2 separate regions of the Homo sapiens genome follow, and region 1 is linked to region 2. The links are chromatin loops, found by intact Hi-C in ENCODE. Cell type or tissue: IMR-90. All regions are shown on one strand.

The links. A loop is a pair of places that touch in the nucleus more often than their neighbours do. Peaks named below come from ENCODE experiments on the same cell type or tissue, not always from the same donor. Only the 100,000 strongest peaks of a DNase experiment are listed, where the experiment ranks them.
Region 1: a loop joins it to region 2, with 5 times the contacts of the local background. A loop is called at or near these places in 10 of 110 quality-filtered maps.

What each region holds. Positions count from the first base shown.
Region 1 is chr6:166,002,003-166,010,002 of GRCh38, forward strand. No RefSeq gene overlaps it. Among named protein-coding and RNA genes, the nearest start is that of LINC00473, 18 kb to the left of the region's middle. RefSeq lists enhancers at 4,446-4,978, 6,695-7,397. In IMR-90, a CTCF peak has its summit at 6,648 (motif pointing left); DNase peaks (open chromatin) are centred at 4,219, 4,729, 5,629, 7,249 and 2 weaker places; H3K4me3 peaks cover 1,846 bases; H3K27ac peaks cover 3,557 bases.
Region 2 is chr6:166,094,571-166,102,570 of GRCh38, forward strand. It overlaps LOC729681 (a long non-coding RNA gene), which reads left to right and starts at 3,150. Exons shown (of 2, transcript NR_147704.1): 1 at 3,150-3,606; 2 at 3,710-5,067. It also overlaps the pseudogene LOC124901524. In IMR-90, CTCF peaks have their summits at 3,051 and 3,509 (motif pointing left); a DNase peak (open chromatin) is centred at 3,491; H3K4me3 peaks cover 685 bases; H3K27ac peaks cover 631 bases; H3K27me3 peaks cover 482 bases.

The DNA of each region.
Region 1 (8,000 bases), 93 kb before region 2:
TATCCTAAGGCAGTGGGTGGTCATCAAAGAGTTTTAAGCAAGAAGGGTACAATTTGCTCTCTCTTTTGCAAAAGGCCAGCAGTTTCCCTTCTCCCCTAGCCATGCAATCCATCCCACACTACCTTTGCAAGCTTTTAGAAGGACAGTAAACTGAGAATGCATGGCTGTCTCCTGGCCCTGCACCAAAATCTAGAAAATGAGAAAACACCTTTTAAAAAAAATGTTTAATTATGGCTGCACTCAAAGGGGGGAGACTGTGAGAGGCAAAGCCAGTGGGAATGAGAAAGGAATCAGAGGATGGGGAACCATGGGGGAGTTGGAGGGGGTGAAGGGAGACCAACAAGGAAGCTGTTGGTGTGGTGGAGATCCTTCACAAAACCCACCTTCCCCTCTGCACCCAAACAATTAGAGCCCAACACAGGCCATGCATTTCCCAGGCTCCTTTGCGGTTAGATGTGGCCAGCATGGGTTACCTTTGCTTGAATAATGGGAGTGAAGTTGCTGTGCCCCTGCCCAAGCCCAGTTGTCTGTTGTACCCTCCTTCCTCTCCTTGCAGCCTGGTAAGCCAGGACAAGTGCAGCCTTGGAAACCCGGGCTCCCAGGACCCAGGACTGTAACGCAGGCAAGAACTCCCTTTGTCATTGAGTCACTTTATTGTGGGGTCACTCTTTACAGCAGCAGAGCCGTTCTTGCTGACTAAAGAGAGCAGAGGAGCAGCCAGGCCTGCATCCTCCTCACCCCCAGTGGTGCATTCATGGCAGGAACCTGGAATAACCACTGTGTCTAGGCTCAAGTGTGCTCAGGGCAGAGCTCCTGGTGGTGAGTGATGCTCGGGATGGAGAACCCATCTGCGGAGCCCCCCCCAGCTGGGTAGCACACCTCATTCACCCAGGGCTGGCTATGTGATTTGCAGGGCCCAGTGCAAAATGAAAATGCAGGGCCCCTTATTCAAAAATTATTCAGAATTTCAAAAAGGTGACAGCCAAGTAATAAGCAAGCCCGAGACACTACTGAGTAAAAGTTCCTAAGAGACCACACAGGCCAAGGCCCAGGACACAGGCCTGTCCCACCCTCTACTATCCTGAAACAATGAGCTCCTGCCTGTGCAGCTGCCCCATCCCCCAGCAGGCTGCACCCAGGAGCCTGTGAATGTCCATGGCCTCAGCTGCAAAGAGGAGCCCTGAATCCAGGTTCACACTCATTGGAGGAGCACCACCAGTATGACAGGAGGGACCAAAAACCCTCCTCCAAAAAGCATAACTCACTCAGGGGAAAAGGGAGATAGCAGAGCAACCTCCCCAGGACTCTAGGATGGGATCAAAGCCACTAAAAAAAGAAAAAAGAAGTAAAAGTCACTGCAGGAGAGCCTTAGTTAATTTCTACCCTGAATATTTATAAATTGTGAGCAAGCTGGTTTAAATGACTCTGAGTTCCCATAAGCGATATTCCTTAATATAAAATCATAAACTAGAACAGGTTCCTTAGAGTAGACAGAAAGATGGCCCCAGGATGTCCATGTCCTAATCCCCACAGCCTGTGACTGTCACCTGACATTGCAAAGGGGATTTTTGCAGATGTCAAGGGCATGGAGCTTGAGATGGAGAGACCAACCTAAATGATCCAGGTGAGCCTGCCCAATTTAATCGTGTGAATCCTGAAAAGAGGAATTCCTTCCTCAGCTGTTCAGAGGGAGAGGGAGCCTGGCAGGCTCTGACCATGGAGGAAGGGGCTGTGAGCAGAGGAATGCAGGCAGGGGCCAGGAGAGGGATTCCCCGAGAGTCTGCAGGGGAACAGAGCCCGCCCACAACTTCATTTCAGTTTACACTTCTGACCTGCAGAACTGTAAGACCATAAATCATAGATTTTTGCAGTTCTAAGCTACCACATTTGTAGTAATTTATTACAGCAGCAATAGGAAACTAATACACTTAGGTTAGCAGTAACCAAAAACACTGAAATTACTTGTCTTCACAAAATCCATTCTATGTTCGGCAGTGCACGTGGTGAGGCACTATCGAAGGGAAGAGCCAAATGATGTAAGAATGTAGTCTGCTCCCCCAAATTCTCAAATAGACAGGGTGATCTTTTTAAAAGACGTAAATGAGCAAGAGAACCCTAGTGGTTTTTGGTATCTTATCTCACTTTGTTTTTAAGGAGGCAGAGGGTCCATTTCAAGCTGGGGGTGCCTGAGGGTGCTGACACCATGCCTGGGGGTGCTCTTCCCAGAAGGCAATTTGAAGAGGAAACCTGGGTGAAGCATCTGTGCTAACAGACATTCATGTTTGTTTGTTTGTTTTGTTGTGGTTATATATATATATGTGTGTGTGTGTGTGTGTGTGTGTACACACACATATATATGTACATATATATAAAATATATATATATATAAATTTTCCATTGTCGCCATCTTTAAGGATACAATTCAGTGGCATTGATTAAATTCATGATGTTGTGATATGAGCGCCATGATCTATTTCCAACACTTTTCATCATCCCCAACAGAACAATATTCTACCTATTGAACAATAACTCCCGACACCCCTCCCCCAGCTCCTTGCAACCACCACTCTACTTCCTGTCTCTATGAATTTGTCTACTCCAGGGACTTCCTGTAAGTGGAATCCTGCAGGGTTTGTCCTTCTGTGACTGGCTCGTTTCACTGAGCACAATGTTCTTATCCAGGTTGCGGCACGGGTCAGTGCTCCCTTCCTTAAGGCTGATGCTCCATTGCATGGATGCACCATGTTTTGTGTATTCGTTCATCGGTTGAGGGGCACCGGGCTGGTCCCTCCTCTTGACTATGGTGAATACTGGCTATGGCTGTTGTGAATCCTGGTGCGCAAGCATCAGACATTCCCGTTTTTAGTTCCAGGGACATGGGGTGCCTTCTGCCCCAGGGGGTTTGAAAGCTCCATGTCCCTGGGACATTATGAATGGCACATCTCCCTCCCCAAGTGGATGTAGTGTAGCGGGATTGATGGGGGAAGTTTAGGCACTGGCTGATTAAAATGTTTATAGAATGACTTATGGACTTGGAATTGCGAGGGTTGGACGTACTTGAGCTTTTTAGTTTTTTGGATGTCCACGTGCCAGACGTGCCACGTGCCATTACTACTTTTTGATAATTAGTAATGGAATTTTAAGGCCTGTTTTTTGTTTATCAGTCTCTCTAATTCCTTCTCGATCTCGCTACATTTCGAGTAGACGTGTAGAAATTTAAGGCTGGAGGGCTGAATCAGGGCTAGCCGATACAATTACTTTTCTAGCGTCCTTAGGGGGACATCTTGCCAGTCATTCTGTTCTGAGACCGTGAGAAAACCACTGGTCTGGAAGCCCAGGTGTTCCATGCCGTCCTTGGCTTGTTTTGCCTGGATATCAGAAGCAGCATTTGTGCGTGGGTCCAGCAGTGGCATTTGTCCCCGCACCATCTTCGGGGCTGGCCCGGAGCCCAGGTCCTCCTACTGCCCGGGAGCAGTGGCCGCAACTCCAGGCTGAGGCCTGGCTCTGTCCACTGGGAACCACGCGTGGGTGCAGGCACCGGGCCTTGGATCACACTTGCGCACTCCGAGCACAGCGCATTACTCTTTTTTTCCTGCCCAGATGACTTTAAATAGAAAAATAGCCCTGACTCTAGCATGTTCTCAGCCCGTGAACAATGGGTATTTGCTGGACAAGCGGCTGCGGGCCCCGTCTGCAGGCAGCTTGGGCCTGTGGGGAGGTTCCCGTGACTGCAACTCCCCGGGGCCTCGGAACACAGGACCCCAGGCTCCCAGCCCTACCTCCTTCCTCGGAGGGAGGGGAGGGCTGTGACCCCCTTCCTGGGGGGCTGTGAACTGCCCCCTCCCAGGTGCCTCCCTCTTTCACTCTCCCCTCGGAGGACTAGGGCTCCACAGGGGCAGGGGGATCACATAGGGTGGCACCCGTCACTACAGAGGGGTGCAGGGTTGCAGTAGCGGGGGCTGGGTTGCCTGGGGGACTCGAAGAGTCGCGGGAGCCGTGCGGGGACGAGTGCAGTGGTGCGTGGGGGTCGTGGGGATGGCGACAGCGGGGGCGGGAGCTGAAAAGGCGCGGGGGTGGCTAAGGGACCCTGCGCAGGAGCTGCCGGCCCTCGCGCGCCCCTCGCGGGCCCCCCGGGCCCCCCGCCCGCCCGCGGCTGCTGCCGTCAGAGCTGCCTGCGTCAATGCTGCTTGGTGACACACACAGCTTTTTTTCTTCTGCTCCTTTTTCTCAATGAGAGGAGCCTAATGGGATTCTTATTATCAGACTCATAAATCAAACCGTTAGGCCGTCACGTCTGGCACGTGGACAACACCCCCATCCCCCGCGGCAAACGGAGAGGGCTAGAGCTGCGTTTTCCCCTTTTCAAGAAAAACTTCAAATATTTTATCTTTATATTTTGAAAATCGCAGTAATGCACAGAGCTCGGCTTGCTGTGGCTGGTGCAGCTCTACACGGATGCAGAGCTGGTCCTCCCGTTCCCTGGAAATGGTTTTGCAAAGTTGTTGGTTTTGCAAACAATAAAAGGGTAAAAAATGGGGTTTGCAGGCAAATCGGTTGGTTAGAGGGAACCCACAGATATTTCAAGCTACTGCAACACGAATCGATTAAACATTGTATCAGAGGGGGTTGTGGGCACAGACTTTGGGGCAGCCCTGCCCTGATGCTTGTGCAACTGACACAAAACAAAACCCCAGCTATGAATGCAAATCAAGGAGCAAAGACGTCAGCAACTAAGGCGATCTGGAGCGCTAGGAATCCTGAAAGCTTCTGCATTCTCATAGCTACTTGCATGCAGATTTCTAATAAGATAAATCGGCACTGGTGTATCTAATTAATGGTTGTCCTCCAACAAGCCACTGGATAGCACTTATTAGCCATGGGAGGTAGGAAGCCAGGTTAACCCCCAAAGGAATCTCAGTGCAGCCCCTTCCTCATTTTGGTCAGAGACTCAACCAGAGTGTGGAAGCGGAGCAAAGTCAAAAGGGGTCCAGGGACTAAGGCGTTGAGGCAAGGACCCTCAGAGAGGGAGGTCCCAGCTTCCACAGTCGGACACAGAAAAATATTCCACTCTTGGGAATTGCCTCTTGTGCGAAGCCATATATATTTAGGGGTCTTCTACAGGGAACTGTGAAAGGTCTGCAAGCCCGTCATCTGGTCACTCTGAAGCCAGGTCTCCAGAGCTTCCCTGATGAAATTGTCCTGCCTGTGATGGGGGAGTGTTCTCGGAACCTTTGGGACAGCCTCTGCTGGCTCAGATCAAAACTTCACAGAGCTCAAGGCATGGTCTTCAATTAAAAGCTTGGACCACATGTCAGGTGGGCAGAGGGCTACCGCTTTAGGGTAAAGTGGCTACAAGGAGAGTGGCCTGATATTTTGTATATATTCATGATCATTTTAATTTCCTCTTCCCAGCCTGTGTTCTGCATTTCCCCAGATGTCTTCAAAGGACATATATGACGCCCAGGAGCAGAGTTGTTGGGTCTGTTCTTTCTAATTCCAGACCTTTCTGGTCTTGAGTCGTGGTTTTCTTAGGGTCCAGTGAAAACAGCAGCGCTTGGAGCTGCAGACCCAGGCTGGGAGCTGCCGCGGGGGCGCACGTGTCTGCCTGTAGCCACAGCCTAGGATCATTGCCCTGCACAGTTGGACGGCTTCCACGCCTCGTCTAGTTCTCACTGCATTCTTATAGCAGGACAAGTTCTCTGGATTTGTGTGAACTTTTTAAATAAGAGTTAATAAGTCAATGATTGCCAGATGAGAGAGGCAGCTCATGTGTTTTTAAGAAGCATCAAACCCACCCCCCACCCCCCATATTCTTCCACCCCAGCAAAGAAGGAGCCAGGAAGGCACTGCAAGGGGGAAGCGGGGGCGGGGGGGGGGAGGGCAGGGAGGATCCCTGAGAAAAAAAGATGAATATTTGCATCTTCACTTGTGTGCCTCATTTGGGGTGACCCATGGGTGCAAAGGATGATGTATTTTATACTGAACATGGTACTGGCAATTTTGGGTGCGCAATGAAAAAGAAATGGGCATGAGCATATCTAGCTTTAAGACACGATTTCAAATATAACTTCCGTCATTCACGTCTAGACCCATATTCTGATATGAGTAATAACTATGCTAAGCAAAAGTAGATTAGGTGCAATAAATATAAGACCTGTATTCCTATGCTGACTGATGGACTTCAGTGGAATATTTCATTTTAGCAACCGATATATTGCATAAATGAGTTAACATTGGTCCCATTGCAAAACGATTTTTTATACAAAATTAGAGAGGCTGGCATAAGGAATGCTGCTAGAAAATTATTAGCTCACTTTTTACATCCAAGGGGGTGAAATGATACACTGTGGAAATTTGTACAAATAGAGAAGTGGATGGATGTCGATGTCAGTGGGGAGAAACGGGAGGCCAGGTCCCGTTTTGAGGAGAGGAGATGCGCCCAAGCGGGGGCGGAGGAGCGGGTCGCGCCGCTGACATTCGCCAAGGACAGGATGGGGTGGGCGCCCGCCGGTGGCCGACTCCGCCCCGCCTCTCAGGGGTGCGAGTCATCAGCGCAGCGGCGGATCCTGGCCCAGGGAGCCACCGGCCCACCCTCGCGCCCAGGAGCCGGACTCGGAGACGTCCACCTGGTGGAGAGACGCGAGGGAGCCATGCAGACAGGGGCTGCTCCGTGGAGAGCCCGGGAAGCCTGCGGGGCGCCGGAGGGGTGGGTCCCGGGACAGACCAGTGACCATCCGCCTCCTGCGTAGCGCTGCCCCCAGGAGAGGAAAACCCATCGGAGGTTGTGCTGTGTGCGTTCTCCAAGAGGGAAGCTCAGTATGAGCACTCCCTTCGTCCCCTTAAGGAGGACCGCACAGTGTGTGTGTATGTGTGTGTGTGTGAGTGCGCGCGCGCGCTCATGTGTGCATGTGCCTGTGTGTGCATGTGTGTATGTGCGTGTGTGCATGTGTGTGTGCATATATGCGTATATGCGTGCGTGTGTGTGGCGCGCACATACGTAAGCACACCCCCGGTACATAGAAACTCACAGAAACATACAGTAATCCTGTATAAAGATTATGAGTCTAGAAAACATGTACTGCCCGTCATTTTTCTCGGCTGTCTCTGTGCCTTCTAGATATTTCCGTGTCCTCCGCGCGCTTCATTTTTATCAGGCTCCTGGGTGTGTGCAGGGAGGGAACGCAGGCACGGAACGCAGGCGCGGAAGATGTAATTTGTGCATTAGGAAGCCTCCGCTCGAGCGCCACTGACGTCTGCACCTCCGTGCTTGGCTCTGCTGCAATACATCAGACTGATGGCATGATCACTGCATCTTTGCTGTAATATCTGTGCACTGCTGGTTAGGAAAATCCTCAGCCATACCGTGACTCCAGCTAGCTAGCTAGTCAATGTATTTTAATTTTATTAATTGAAAGGAAGGACTAAGGAGGGAAAAGAATGCAAAGGAAACATGAAAAGATTTTACAAATTTTTAAATGCTTATTTTTCCAGATGGAAGGTTGAGACAGTAGGATTAGAGACTTCATGGCTGCAGATGTTGAAGCTTTTGCTAAATGAACAGCCAAAGTCAGTTCTGTGAAATTGCGTCATATTTCTTTTCCAGAAGACATAAATCTTTTGATGGTTCTACTTCTCTTTGTATATTATTACTGTTTAAAATTTTGAGGAAAAAATACTTTAATGTGATGTCAATTCTTAGATTTCATCCCTCTCAATTATTTTTGCACGGCCTTATCACTGCACTTTCAGTGTGATGACGTTTGCTTTTTAGCGTATTGTCTTGTGTTGAGGTCATGAGAGATGTGAATGAGGCAGGAAGATCGTTACAAGTGAACCATAATTAATATTTACATAGTTCTCACGGGTTGGCAGGCAGCCCCCTAGAGTGCTGATTTGCTGGCGAGCTGCTGGGATCACTCTGCAGGGGCACCGGGCAGGCCTAGAAGTAACTGCAGATTCCACTTTGAGAACTGTCACTGGGCCTGGGTATCCCAATATTA
Region 2 (8,000 bases):
TGCTTCTTAGCTGCATATATGTCTTCTTTTGAAAAATGGCTGTTCATGTCCTTTGCCTACTTTTTAATGGTATTGTTTACTTTTTTCTTGTAAATTTGTTTAAGATCTTTATAGATGCTGGATATTAGACCTTTGTAAGATGCATAGTTTGCAAAAATTTTCTTCCATTCTATAGATTGTCTGTGCACTCTGTTGATAGTTTGTTGTGCAGAAACTCTTTAGTTTAATTAGATTCCATATGCCAATTTTTGCTTTTTTGCAATTGCTTTGGTGTCTTTGCCATGAAATCTTTGCCCATTCTTATGTCCAGAATGGTAATGCCTAGGCTGTCTTCCAAAGTTTTTATAGTTTTGGGTTTTATGTTTAAGTCTTTAATCCATCTTGAGTTAATTTTTGCATATGGTCTAAGGAAGGGATCCAGTTTTAATCTTCTGCATATGGCTAGCCATTTATCCCAGCACCATTTATTTAATTTTTGTATATGGTGTAAGGAAGGGATTCAGTTTCAATCTTCTGCATATGGCTAGCCAGTTATCCCAGCGCTATTTATTGAATAGGGAATACTTTCCCCATTGCTTGTTTTTGTCACATTTGTTGAAGATCAGAGGGTTGTAGGTGTGCAGGCTTATTTCTCGGTTCTCTTTTCTGTTTCATTGGTCTATCTGTCTGTTTTTGTACCATTACCATGCTGTTTGGGTTACTGTAGCCCTGTAGTATAGTTTGAAGTCAAGTAACATGATGCTTCTAGCTTTGTTCTTTTTGCTTAGGATTGCCTTGGATATTCGGAGTCTTTTTTGATTCAAAATGAATTTTAAAATAGTGTTTTTCTAGTTCCATGAAAAATGTTGATGGTAGTTTAGCACGAATAGCATTGAATCTGTAAATTGCTTTGGGTGGTATGGCCATTTTAATGATATTGATTCTTCCTATCCATGAGCATGGACTGTTTTTCCACTTGTGTCATCTCTGATTTCTTTGAGCAGTGTTTTGTAGTTATCCTTGTAGAGATCTTTCACCTTCCTGGTTAGTTGTATTCCTAGGTATTTTATTTTTTGTGTGTGTGGCAATTGTGAATGGGAGTTTGCTCCTGATTTGGCTCTCAGCTTGACTGTTGTTGTTGTATAGAAATGTTAGTGATTTTTGCACATGAATTTTGTATCCTGAGACTTTGCTGAAGTTGTTTATCAGCTGTAGGAGCTTTTGGGCCAAGACTATGGGGGTTTTATAGATAAAGATCATGTCGTCTGCAAACAGGGATAGTTTGGCTTTCTCTCTTCTTTTTTGGGTGTAATTTACTTCTTTCTCTTGCCTGATTGCCCTGGCTAACACTTCTAACACTATGTTGAATAGGAGTGGTAAAAGAAGGCATGTTTGCCTTGTGCCAGTTTTCAAGGGGAATGCTTCCAGCTTTTGTCCATTCAGTATGATGTTGGTTGTGGGTTTGTCATAGATGGCTCTTATTATTTTGAGGTATGTTCCTTCAATACATAGTTTATTGAGAGTTTTTAATATGAAGGGGTGTTGAATTTTTTTGAAAGCCTTTTCTGCATGTATTGAGGTAATCATGTGTTTTTTGTCTTTGGTTGTGTTTATGTGATGAATCACATTTCTTGATTTGCCTGTGTCGAACATTGCAATCTTGCATCCCAGGGATAAAGCTTAGTTGATCATGGTGGATAAACTTTTTGATGTGCTACTGGGTTTGGTTTACCAGTATTTTGTTGAAGATTTTTGCATCAATGTTCATCAAGGATATTAGCCTGAAGTTTTCTCTTTTTTTGTTGTATCTCTTCCAGGTTTTGGTATCAGGATAATGCTGGCCCATAGAATGATTTAGGGATGAATCCCTTCTGCTCAGTTCTTTTAGAATAGTTTCTGCAGGAATGGCACCAGCTCTTCTTTGTACATCTGGTAGAATTCAGTTGTGAATCCATCTGGTCCTGGGCTTTTCTTGGTTGGCAGTCTATCAGTTTCAGACCTTGTTATTGCTCTGTTCGGGGATTCAGTTTCTTCCTGGTTCAGTCTTGGGAGGGTGTATGTGTCCAGGAACTTATCTATTTCTTCTAGATTTTTTGGCTTATGTGCATAGAGTTGTTCATAATATTCTCTGTTATTTGTATTTCTGTGAGGTCAGTGGTAATATCCCTCTTGTTTTTGATTATGTTTATTTAAATCTTCTCTCTTTTCTTCTTTATTAACCTAGCTAGTGATCTATCTACTTTATTAATTTAAAAAAAAAACAGCTCCTGGATTTATTGATCTTTTGAGTGGTTTTTCTTGTCCCAATTTCCTTCAGTTCACCTCTGATTTTGGTTATTTCTTGTCTTGAAGGCAGATGATTTCTTATGGAGGTGAATATTTGCTTATGTAAGGCCCAGCCTTCTAAGGACCCCATTTCTACATATCTGTCCCAGAGAAATGAAAAGCTTATCTTTAACTGAAAAACCTGGACATGAGTGTTCATGTCAACATTATTCATAATTATTCAAAACTGGAAGCAACAGAAATGAGGCCAAATCTGGAGGCTTTATCTGACCGTTATGATCCACTAACCTCCCGTCGTGCAGAAGACTGTGTGTTACTCTCACGTCTGCATCCAAGGGATCGCACCATGCAGTGGAGATCACAACTGCCCCACGGAGGCAGAGATTAAGAAGATAGGCAGAACACGCATTGTCATTCCCAGAAGGGTGGTTGTTTATAAATCTGAAACCAAACTATTAAATAACAGCAGCTGTAGCGCTCCTCTTAACCAACAACATAACAAAAATATCTCCAGTTATTCTGACCAAGGTCTGCACAGAGTCAGCCCTAGAATTCTGACGCAATCCCACTAGAAAATACTGGATAAGTTTTTCTCCTAAAATGTTAGGGAATTTGAGAAACAGAGTCACATCACATACTTCAACAGAGTACAGTTCAACAAACTCAGCCTATCTTCATCACACATTTTAAAACCGAATTATGTATGCAACTCCTTTCTGTAAAACAAACACTCTTTCTTTTTTCTTTTCTTTTTTTTTTTTTTTGAGACAGAGTCTGCCTCTGCCGCCCAGGCTGGAGTGCAGTGGCGCCATCTCAGCTCACTGCAACCGCCGCCTCCCGGGTTCAAGCAATTCTCTGCCTCCGCCTCCCGACCAGCTGGGATTACAGTGACGCGCCACCATGCCCGGCTAATTTTTGTATTTTTAGCAGAGACGGGGTTTCACCATCTTGCCCAGGCTGCTCTTTAACTCCTGACCTCGTGATCCACCCACCTCGGGCTCCCAAGGTGCTGGGATTACAGGCGTGAGCCACCGCGCCCGGCCAAAACAAACACTTTTACGACAATTGAAAAATAGAAGTTTCCAATTCAATTTTGCAACTAAAAAATAATAATAATGTGGTGCCTTCATGTTAAACTTTGGAAAAAGCCAGGGAAGTGGCTTGCTCTGGTGAATAAATTCTGTAGACCCTTAAGGCTGTTCGCAGCGTACACCAAGACTTCCGAGGCAAGTGGGGGCTCCCCCTGGCGGCTGCGCCGGGTGGCTGCTCCGGGATTGTGCGGACCTCCGAGCTACACCGTCTCCAACCAACAGAAGCCAGCAGGAACCTGCCTTAGATGTGGTAAGTGATCTAGCTAAGCACCGTGGACAGAGAGAGTTGCAAGAAAAATGGTGGCATAAAGTAACTGATCCTAACATTTCACCTACGAATTGACCCCTTGCAGGGAATGAGACAACACAACTTCTCCCATAGGCCTGGTGGTCAGAGAGGCTGGATCAAGAATCTCCACAGCCCAGCGAGAAGCCACGCGAACACACCCCTGTGTGGGTATCCGTGACCTGGCGGCCTGCAGAACTCCTGGGCCAGAGACGTCCTCATCCTGTTGGAATATCCAGGTATCTCCACTCCGAATATCCTCATCTTCCTGGAACCCCTCTTTTTCTCCTAACATTCTCTTAAATGAAATTCCATATCTGCTACAACACAGAAAGAGAGGCGGAACAAGAAAAACTGGTGATCCACTAATAAGAAGGCCCTGGAGCCTCTCGATGTTTAATCTTCTCAAGGGATGAGAATGTGTCTCGTACTTCTCAGCATCTGAAACGCAGCCTTCGCTAATGGGTCAGTTTCACTGGACGTACTCCCAGGATCATAGATGGCAGCCGGGGAAGGCAGTGAGGGTGGAAATGTCTCACTAGGCTGAATTGAAGTGAGGCCTACCCGTTGCCTCCTTTGCATGTGTTTAAGTATTAGAAGAATCTAGTAATTTGCCCATAAGAGATAATCAAACAAGAAAACAAAGGTGTATGTGCAAAGATTTGAATCTTAGCTTTATTTGAAATAACAGAAAATTGGAAGTCAATTCATGTCCATCAGCGTGGGGCTGGCCACCTGCCAATTCATGTCCATTTCCCTGGAGGGAAATGACCCAACCATGGAGAGAACGATGTTCACTGATTGCATTGGCGTGGCAAGAACTCCATGGCATGTTGCATCATGAAGAAAGCTGCCCCGCAAAATGAGATGCGATTGACGTTGATGTGTCTGTACTTGTGCAAAGAGAGATTTGGGAAAGGAAGTTTACTGAAGTGTTAACAATGGGTTACAAGTTTTGAAGTGATTTTAATTTCTTTTTTTTTAAGTTTCTGTTAGGCTGGGATTTTCCCCATAGATATGCATCATCTATGTCAGCAATCCCCAACCTTTTGGGCACCAGGACAGGTTTCGTGAAAGACAATTTTTCCACGGACCAGGAGTGGGAGGGACGGTTTCAGGATGATTCAAGCACATTACGTTTATCATTAGATTCTCACAAGGAGCATGCAAGCTAGATCCCTTGCATGCCCAGTTCACAATAGGGTTCGTGCTCCTATGAGAATCTGATGTTGCCACTGGTCTGACAGGAGGTGGAGCTCAGCTTCGCTCACTTGCCCCACCACTCACCTCCTGCTGTGCAGCCCAGTTCCTAACAGGCCACAGACCAGTATACCAGTCTGTCACCTGGGGGTTGGGGATCCCTGATTTTTGTAATTGGAAGTAAAGTTGTTCGCATTACTTTAAAATAAAGACAGTACCATCGTTATAAAGTATTCTCTAAGTGCAATCATAGGGAAAAGTTCTGCTGAAAACTCTAGGGATGGTTAGTCGTTTTAGGGAAATACGGGGAACTAGATGGATTCTGGTTTTTATTTATCTTCCTTCAAAACAGCTACTAGTAATCTGCAGAAAAGATGCATGGGAAATAAACCAGGAAAACTGAGCCCAAAGTGAGGTGCAAAGGTTCTAAAAGGATCAGTGGTCAATGATGTCGTGGCATGTATCAGCTGAATCCAAAGTTGATGTGAGTTCCAAAATTATACTGAGACTTTGGGGGAAAACAAAGGCTCAGCTATGCTCATCCATCAGATTTCAGTTCCTTCATCAGTTCCTTGAGTGGCCACCACTTCTACTGTGATAAGTCACCACTGACCTGGGCCACTGCTCTGTTCTCATCACAGTTACAAGGTGAGATTTCTTTAAGAGATTATTTGACTAACAATTGGCCTCACCCATTTGATTGTGAGCTTCGTGAACACATGCAACATTTCCTTTTTTTTTTTTTTTTTTTTTTTTTTTTTTTTTTTTTTTTTGAGACAGAGTCTCACTCTATCAGCCAGGCTGCAGTGCAGTGGCACAATCTTGGCTCACTGCAACCTCCACCTCCCGGGTTCAGGTGATCCATCCACCTCAGCCTCCTGAGGAGCTGGGACTACAGGTGAGGGTCACCATGCCTGGCTGATTTTTGTATTTTCTGTAGAGACAGTGTTTCATCAAATGATCCACCTGTCTTGGCCTCCCATAGTGCTAAGATTACAGGCATGAGCCACCATGCCCAGCTATTTTTATTTTTATTTAGTTTTTGCTAATAATGTAATCCTTGGTGGCTGACACATATTAGGGGCTCAAAACAAGTTTGAGTAAATGAATAAAAGCACTACAGTGTGAGCTTAAAAAATAATTGTAACACTTGCACTGTGGAAACACAAATTACCTTACTGATCTGAAAATTGCATTTTGTACTTTTTGCTTTAATTGCATATTTTGAAAAAAGAAATGCCTCATAATTTTTCCTTGACTGTTATTTCATTTTCTTTATTCCTCAAACATACTGTAGACGTTGGAGGAAACACCAGAGCCTATACAGGGATGGTTGATTGTGAGAAAAGGTAAGACAAGTAAGTCTCTCTATTTGAAACCCTGAAACCTTGTTTTTCAGCAGGCACATTGCATGCATGATCAAACAGATTAGTGTGGTTCTAATTGGTAAACCATTAATAAGCCATAGAATATAATCAAGATCATTCAGAAAGATACACAAGCAAATCCACAAAAGGGGATTAGAAACCCAGTGTGTTCAGGTATTCTTGCATTGCTGTAATGAAATACCTGAGGCTGGGTAATTTATAAAGAACAGAGGTTTAATTGGCTCATGGTTCTGCAGGCTGTACAGAAAGTGTGGGGCCAGCATCTGATGTGCTTCTGGTGAGGGACTCAGGAAGCTAACAATCATGACAGAAGGCAAAGGGGAAGTAGACATCTCACATATAATGAGAGCAGGAGCAAGAGAGAAAGTGGGGTGGGGGCAGGTGCCACACACTTTTAAACAACTACATCTCACAATAACTCACTCATTCTCATGAGGACAGCACCAAACCATTCATGAGAAATCCACCCCTAAGACCCAAACACCTTCCACCAGATCCAAGACTGAGGATTACATCTCAACATAAGATTTAGGGAGACCATCCAAACTATATCATTCTGCCCCTGGCCTCCCAAATCTCAGGTCCTTCTCACATTGCAAAATAATATCGTGGCCTTCTCACATTGCAAAATAATCTCTTTTCAATAGTCCTCCAAAGTCTTAACTCATTCCAGCTTTAACTGAAAAGTCCCATGTCCAGATGAGTTCCTTCCACCTGTGAGTCTGTAAAATCACAAGAAGTTATTTACTTCTGAGATACAATGGGAGTACTAGAATTGGGTATATATTCCTGTTCCAAAAGGTAGAAATTGGCTGAAAGAAAAGGGCTATAGACCTCACACAAGCCTAAAAGCCAGCAGGAGAGTCATTAAATCTTAAAGCTCCAAAATAATCTCATTCGACTCCATGTCCCACATCCAGGGCACACAGGTGCAAGGGATGGTCTCCCAACGCTTTGAGTAGCTCCATCCCTGTATCTTTACAGGGCATAGCCCCTACAGCTTCTCTCACAGGCTGGAGTTGAGTGCCTGCAGCTTTTCCTGGTGCAGGGTGCAAGCTGCTGATGGATATACCATACTGGGGTCTGGAGTACAGAGCCTCTTTCCCACAGCTCCACCAGGCAGTGCTCCAGTGGGGACTCTTTGTGGGGTCTCCAACCACACATTTCCCCTTGACACTACCCTAGTAAAAGCTCTCTGTGAGGGCTCCACCCCTGCAGCAGACTTCTGCCAGGAACCCAGACTTTTCCATACCTCCATTGAAATCTAAGGGGAGGCTGCCAAGCATTCTTCAGTCTTACATTCTGTGTGCCTTCAGGCTTAACACCACACAGAAACACAAAGGCTTATGGCTCCTGCCCTTTATAACAGCAGCCAGAGCAGCCAGGATGTGGGGACCAGTGTCCCAAGGCTGTGTAGGGTACTGGGGTCCTGGGCCTAGCCCACAGAACCATTCTTCCCTCCTAGACCTCTGGACCTGTGATAGGTGGGGCTGTCTAGAACAACTCTGAAATGTCTTTGAGGCCTTTTCTCCATTGTCTTGGCTGTCAGCACCTTGCTCCCTTTCAGTCATGCAAATCTTTCTAGCAAGTGGTTGCTCCATAGCCCACTTTGATTCCTCTCCTGATAATGCTTTTTCTTTCTCTGTCATGTGGCCAGGCTACAAATTTTCCAAACTTTTACACACTGCTTCCACTTTCAATATAACGTTCAACTTTAAGTCATTTCTTTGCTCCCATATCTGAGCATAGGCTGTTAGAAGCAGCCAGGTT